Regions from separate parts of the Homo sapiens genome. Here region 1 is linked to region 2. A link is an interaction called in ENCODE POLR2A ChIA-PET data of the cell type or tissue named here. Cell type or tissue: GM12878. All regions are shown on one strand. Region 1 has its middle 20 kb from the start of LINC02917. Region 2 overlaps MBNL1 (muscleblind like splicing regulator 1).

Region 1 (4,000 bases), 60 kb after region 2:
TTATTGGTTTATTTATATTGTTGTTGTTGTTGTTTTTTGAGACAGAGTCTCACTCCATCGCCCAGGCTGGAGTGCAGTGGCACAATCTCGGCTCGCTGCAACCTCTGCCTACTGGGTTCAAATGATCTCCTGCCTCAGCCTCCTGAGTAGCTGGGATTAAGGCATGTGCCACCACGCCAAGCTAATTTTTGTATTTTTACTAGAGACGGAGTTTTGCCATCTTGGCCAGGGTGTTCTCAAACTCCTGACTTCAAGTAATCCACCCGCTTCGGCCTCCCAAAGTGCTGGGATTACAGGCGTGAGCCACTGCACCTGGCTTTATATTGGGTAATTTTATTAACATTATTATATCTCTAAATTTATCATAATTTTCCATTTAAAATTGTTTTGAAATAGAAAAAAAAACTGAAGAAATCAACTTTAGTTGAGATTTTGTTTACTCACATTTTAGTATCTAGTTAAAAATAAAAGCACAACTGACAGAATATGATATACCCTGGTAAAATTTTGGTTATGACATCAATATTAAAAAATTTATCCAGAATATATTTTTTAAAAAGAAAAATAAATACCTTCTTAAAATGAAAATAGTATTTGCTTCCTATTTAAACTCTCATAGATTCTTGAGAACTAATCTGAGGATCTTCCAGCATGATCTCATAGTATATCCAGATGTTTTTGCAAAGCGAGATCATCACAATCCATAGACCTAAGCACCAATTTCGTCTTTTTGTCTTTCTTCAGCTAAAACTTAGTTTTTTCTCCTTTGAAAACATTTGTGATGGTTAATTTTCTGTGTCAACTTGAGTGGGCTAAGGGATGCTCAGATAGCTGGTAAAACATTATTTCAGGGTCTGTCTGTGAGGATGTTTCCAGAAGAGTTTAACATTTAAACACTTCCAACTCCAAAAGGCAGGAGACTGAGCCCAAAGTCCACCACTGCAAAATATATCCAAGTAACAAACGTGCACATGTACCTCCTGAATCTGTACAAATTTAAAAATAAATAAATAAATAAATTCCACTTTGTTGTGCACTAATAGTGTCTTATTTTCCCATCACAGTGAATATTAGACTGGTGATGGCTGTACTTTGACCTAATATAATTTGCATTCCCCATATCACTTAGCACAAAAATATTTATAATTACACACACACACACACACACACACACACACACACACAGAGCATTCACAGGTATTTGTTGAATGAGTGATTCAGTGTATGAACTATTCTACTCTTTAGTAGATGTTCCAGATTTTAGTATCATGTTTCTGCCCATTACTCTCTTTTTCAAATGTTTAAGTTATTAAATTTCAAAATTTACAAAATTTAGCAGTTTTTACTATGAAAGCATTACCCCCTTGTTCATATTAACTGAATATGTTTAACACTGCTTAACTGAACAATAAGGAATAAATATTAATTCTACCGTGTCCACTCATATGCCAAATTCACATCTTTGTCTGATTTACTTGCATCTGTTTTATTTTAGCTTGGTCAAGAAAACAATACAATCTTTAACTGTACTACAAAAGACTAGAAATGTGACTAAATCAATGCATTATCATCTATTGTAAAAGTGTTTTCAAAAGGGGTATTGTTACAAGGAAGTCCTACAACTAACTATAAAGGGGGCGGGAAAGTGTTGGTGCCTCTCTGCACAGTGTTTCACAGCTCTCCAATTCACAGATCTCACGTTGAAGCAAAATTCTTTCTAAGACCCAAACTCTTTCCAGGCAATTTTCCAAATGGTCTAAGACAAACTTACCACTGTTTATGCTGCTAAATGTTTAAAGTTAAAAGTCATGGGTATTTCACTCTGAAATATGTCACAAAAAGGTCTTTGCTGTTTACCTGACTCAATTAGTAACTTTACTTAGGATGATTTTTAGGAATAGATGAGCATTTTTTAAAATGTGGTTTATGTACTTACAAATGTATACAGTAAAACATTATTATTAAACGGTGAGTGTTCTTGAATAAAGGTTTAGGTCAACACCAAAAATCACTTGGGCATTCTTCTTCCTCTAGGGCACACAGCATCTTAATTCTGCACATAAAAATCATTTTTTTTTTCCAGCCTGGGCAACATAGTAAAGCCCCATTTCTACTAAAATAAAAATAAAAAAATTTAACCTAGCTTGGTGGCGTGCGCCTGTAATTCCAGCTACTTGGGAGACTGAGGTGGGAGGATCACTTGAGGCCAGGAGTTTGAGACTGCATTGAGCTTTGATTGTGCTATTGCACTCCGGTTTGGGTGACAGAACAAGACCCTGACTCTAAAAAAATAATCATTTTTTTCCGGTTGAATTGTATTATAGAGATATGAATAATAATTTTAAAACAATGATATAATATAATCTTGGCACCATTGGCACTACATAGAATCTGTGAATTTTCTGATTCAAATGGAACAAAGCTATTAACTTATATGTTCACTAATGCTTCATGATGATTATTACATTAAGATCAATTTTGGTAATAGTTCTATATTTCTCATCTTCAAAGGTAAAAAAAGTGATAATTTCTGCCTAACTAGATCTGCAGCTACATCTTCTTCCTAATTTGGAATGGTAGTAACTGCCTAACTTTGTAGCTACATTTAAAACTGATTTTCAAGGAGTTTTCATACAAAAACTTTCTGTCACATAATCCTGGGTTTCACCGAAAACAGAGTAATAGATAACACCTAGAAGAGAAAGCAACCAACAAGAGAAAATTTTCTCTCTTATCTTATAATTAACTAATTATAATAAAAATCTATATAATATCATACTTTCATTCTCACTGAGATTTGAGTTATTCTTATGGCAGCCTGAATCTGCAGATACCACCACTAATAATTGGAACTGTGAGTGAACAGTTCTAATTCTGTCTCCACCTGATTCTCCATCTCAAATACAAAAGCCTCTTGTCTCAAAAGTGGTTTGATATTCCAGTCAAAAATCTAGATCAAAAAATATTTTAGATTCTCTTGAGAATAGGAAAAGCAATAACCTAAGCAAAAACAATCACTTATTCAGGAATGTTTTAATTTTGTATACATATAAGTACAGTGGTAAGACAGGATCTTGTGTGTTAAAAGCAACTGAAGTGAAACCATAAGCACAATAGGAAGTCATGCTTGAAAACCAGGAGACTTCTGCTTCTGGCCCTGGGGGAGTGACAGAGTGTAGAATTAACTTTCACCCATAAACAACTAGAAAACTGAGTAAATATAGAAAATATTTATTTTTAGAAACTGGATTAGTTCAGCCACAGTGGAAAGCAGTTTGGAGAGTCCTCAAAGAACTTAAAACAGAACTACCTTTCCAACCCAGCAATCCCATTACTGGTTATATACCTAAAGGAATATAAATCGTTTTACCATAAAGACATATGCACATGTATGTTCACTGCAGCACATTTTACAATAGCAAAAACATGGAATCAGTCTAGATGGCCATCAATGGTATACTGGATAAAGAAAATGCAGTACAGGCCGGGCGCGGTGGCTCATGCCTGTAATCCCAGCACTTTGGGAGGCGGAGGCGGGCGGATCACGAGGGCAGGAGATCGAGACCATCCTGGCTAGCACTGCGAAACCCCGTCTCTACTAAAAATACCAAAAAAAATTAGCCAGGCGTGGTGGCGGGCGCCTGTGGTCCCAGCTACTCAGGAGGCTGAGGCAGGAGAATGGCGTGAACCCAGGAGGCGGAGCTTGCAGTGAGCCCAGATCGTGCCACTGCACTCCAGCCTGGGCAACAGAGCGAGACTCCATCTCAAAAAAAAAAAAAAAAAAAAAAAAAAGAAAAAGAAAAGAAAAGAAAATGCAGTACAATACACCATGGAATACTATGCAGCCATAAAACAGAATCAAATTATGTCCTTTGCAGCAACATGGATGCAGCTGGATGCCATCAACCTAAGTCAATTAATGCAGGGAAAGGGAACAAAATACCGCACGTTCTCACTTGTAAGTTGGAAACTTATAAGAGGGGACCAACAGACACCGGAG
Region 2 (4,000 bases):
AAGATACTACACCATATACAACCATTTTTTTTTTTTTTTGAGACGGAGTCTCACACTGTCACCCACGCTGGAGTGCAGTGGTGTGATCTCGGCTCACTGCAAGCTCCACCTGGGTTCATGCCATTCTCCTGCCTCAGCCTCCTGAGTAGCTGGGACTACAGGCACCCACCACCACACCCGGCTACTTTTTGTATTTTCAGTAGAGACGGGGTTTCACCATGTTAGCCAGGATGGTCTCAATCTCCTGACCTCGTGAGCCACCCGCCTCGGCCTCCCAAAGTGCTGGGATTACAGGCATGAGCCACCACGCCCGGCCACCATATACAACTATTAATCATGCCTCAAACCATTTATGTTTTAGTTCTGCCCAGCAGTTCACTACAACTTAGCATGCAAAAGCTACTTCACTGGTAAAAAAATCCCTCACAACATTTAAAGGAATACATTGGACAAATTAAAAGAGCAATCATGTAGCAATCTCAAAACTTTCCATACTTTCCTATCTAATGTCTAATGAACTATCATATAAAATCACACACAAATAAAATGCTTTACAGATTGTGATATTTAGGTTCCTTATTTATTGCTTATAATAAGAACAATTTATAACAATAAAATTATTTTGCAAAAAAGATAAACAAGGAACCTATTCAACCTATAAAATATAATTAAATATTTATATTATAAATAAAATATAAATATTTATATTATAAATAAAATATATTTATATTATAAATAAAATATAAATATTTATATTATAAATAAAATATATTTATATTATAAATAAAATATATTTATATTATAAATAAAATATAAATATTTATATTATAAATAAAATATAAATATTTATATTATAAATAAAATATAATTAAATATTTATATTATAAATAAAATATAAATATTTATATTATAAATAAAATATAATTAAATATTTGTATTATAAATAAAATATAATTAAATATTTGTATTATAAATAAAATATAAAATAAGGATTAATGTGTGTATGTGTGTGCCCCCAAAGAATAAGGAAAAACATTTACATTGGATTTAGTCAAATCGTTTTCTTCATATACAACAAAAACCTAGTCCTTGGAATTTAAATTAAAGTAAAACCTCTGTGTTAAAGTTAATGGGGGAAAAAGAACCACTTTTATCCTGGATAAAACTAAAAATGTATGCTCCTTCATTACATAATGCCCCTTAAAAAGATTAATTTTTGAAAAGTTGGCTTGTGCTACATTCTATACATGTACTGAGCTTTCTTTCTGGCTTATACATAAAATCTGCAAGGTGTTCATTTGGTTCTTTAATTAAAAAAAAAAAAGTTTCAGGATGGACACAGTGGCTCATACCTATAATCGCAGCACTTTGAGAGACCAAGGCGGGAGTACTGCTTGAGCCCAAGAGTTCGAGACCAGCCTGAACAACACAGTGAGACCTCCGTCTCTACAGAAAATACAAAAATTAGCCAGGCATGGTGGTGCATGCCTGCAGTACAAGCTACTTGGAAGGCTGAGGCAGGAGGATTGTTTGAGCCCGGGAGGCCACAGTAAGATGAGATCATGCCACTGCACTCCAGCCTGGGCAACAGAGGGAGACCCTGTCTCAAAAAAAAAAAAAAAAATTGAAAAAAAAAAAGTTTCCACTGAAGAAGCCAAGCATAGAAATTTACTTTCCCAACAACTTATACATTCTATTATTCAAAAATAGCAAATAATATTTTATATGTTGACATACAATTTATTTTCATCCTAATTACTATTTGTTCCTCACAACTCTAAGAGATGGTTGGTTATATTATTTTGCTCATTTGTGAACAAATAAATTGAGGCGAGGCTTGCATGGTTAAGTGACTGACCCATTAAAATCCCTATGCTAAATAAATGGAAGAACCAGAACTCCAAATCAGCTCTTCTGATTTCAAATGTAAAACTTCATTCACGATACACGATACATGCTAGCAATTTAATACCAAACTTGGTAGAAATGACAATGACTACTAATATATACAACAGAAGCCAAAAGAAGGGAGAGAGATAGGGGGTGAGTGGGATTTATTGGAGGTACCACTACTGCATTGCTTGTGGTTAGCTCAGAGTGAGGTGTGTGTAAGTGAAGGAGAAACCCCTGAATATTGATTCTAGAGAAGATAAGATGGTCTCTTTTACAGAGCTGAGAACGGATGCTATTGCTCTTTTATGTCCATGGGGTAGACACTAAACATTAATAATGTATACCTGGAGACAAGAAAATTCTACACTTCAGATACAAATGTCTTCTCAATTAAGATTGTTAATCAATTTTGAATAGATTATGAAGTTCTAGATACTCCGTAGCTGATTTTGAAAGATTAATTGTCAAGGAAGTGGTCTTTGAGCATGATTTTTTTAAATTTATTCATCAGCCCTCCGAGCAACAGGAGCCTACATTTTCTTCAGAGCTTTTCTTAGAGAAGCTTAAAATATGTCTGCAGAAAACTTCCACGTAGGTAAAATGCAATGCCGCTTTAAAAGTATAAAACTGATGTATGCTGACTATGCACACAGTAAGACTGATCTAGATAAACTGCTAAAACAGTATCTGAAGAGCAATGAAGGAGACAGAATACTGTCTGAAACATTTCAAAGCAATATAGTCAGGCCAATTTTTTATCAGGGTGGTGCAAAAGTAATTTCAGTTTTTGCGATCTTTTTTTAAAACTGCAATTACTTTTGCACCAACCTAATTAACAGCTGATAAAACCATTAAAAATCTGTCAGAAAGAAAGCACTGAGGGTTTGAAATGACATAAAGGATTTTTTTCTTTTACATGTACTAAAGCTGTTCTCTATTAATATTGGTTACTTTTTGGCACAGAGAAATCACAAATATTAAGCTGACTTATAAAAAGAAAACCCAAAGTCAAAACAATTAAAAAAAATTATAATCTTGGTTCTGCTGTCTCAAAATATTTCCTTTGAGAAAAATTACAGGAGTGTGTTTCTCTAATTGTGCTTCTTTTTTTAGGTTTTCTTTCTTTGTTCCCTACTATCCTAGGAAAAGAAATGTTTTCCTTCAAGAAATTCAAATACATTCAACAGTAACTTTATTAAATGAATATATTCATTAACAATATATAATACACATAAAATATGTGTATTGATTATATTAACTGTGTATTGACCACCTTTTATATGTAGCCTAGATATAGCGAGAATACTTGGATCCAGCCTTTAAGAATTTGATGTTTAATTAAAGGTATAAAACTAACACACAAATAACTATATATAAAAAAGGAAGCGAGAAGTACACAGTAGAGGTAACAAGAAAGCTTGGTAAGTTAAAGAGAGAGGTCAAGGTTAGTTTCAAAAGGGATAAGAAATGGAAGGTTGGTCTGGAAGGACAAGTTTCATTTGGTTAGAGACAAAAAGGAGTAGAAATCCAAACTGTAGAAATCCAGACAGTAATGGCAGGGATGTGGGAAAGCACTGCATATCAACACTGGAAGAACTGGTCTGTATGGAACACCTGTATGTAATGGGGCTGGCAGAAGATGACCCTGGAACTTTGGGCTGAAGCCAAATCAGTAAGGGCCTTAAAGGCAGGCTAAAGAATTCAGCCTTCACTTTTTTAGTAATTGGAATTCACCCATTCAAGACTTCACCCAAGGGCAGAGTCAGTATATTTAACTAAACACCCAAAGGGCTAAGAATAAGACAGTGTATGGGATCTGAAGAAATCTTATTAAATAAACTCAGGACTTTTTCACTTCCTAAAGCTTCTGCTTCAGTTGCCAGGAAGCTGAGAGATAAATTTAGTGCTCAATTTCATCATAAGTACTTGTTTCATTTCTTTGCCTTCTAATTGATTAAAAACACCACCACCAACAACAACAACAGTCCTATCTGATGTGCACTTTACTTTTGTAAGCTTGATGGGGTATATATCACACGTAAATAAAATTAAAGTAACATTTGTCTTGATACCAGGGAAAGTTGTAGATGCAACACTTAGGTTTCAG

Evidence for each region. Peaks named below come from ENCODE experiments on the same cell type or tissue, not always from the same donor. Only the 100,000 strongest peaks of a DNase experiment are listed, where the experiment ranks them.
Region 1: POLR2A ChIA-PET joins it to region 2 with 9 read pairs; 8 of 35 experiments call an interaction of 5 or more read pairs at or near these places.

Annotation. Positions count from the first base shown.
Region 1 is chr3:152,223,053-152,227,052 of GRCh38, reverse strand. No RefSeq gene overlaps it. Among named protein-coding and RNA genes, the nearest start is that of LINC02917, 20 kb to the right of the region's middle. In GM12878, no CTCF peak of the experiment used is centred here; no DNase peak of the experiment used is centred here.
Region 2 is chr3:152,283,254-152,287,253 of GRCh38, reverse strand. All of the region lies in intron 1 of MBNL1 (muscleblind like splicing regulator 1), which reads right to left. Among named protein-coding and RNA genes, the nearest start is that of MBNL1-AS1, 16 kb to the right of the region's middle. In GM12878, no CTCF peak of the experiment used is centred here; no DNase peak of the experiment used is centred here; H3K4me3 peaks cover 622 bases; H3K27ac peaks cover 1,156 bases.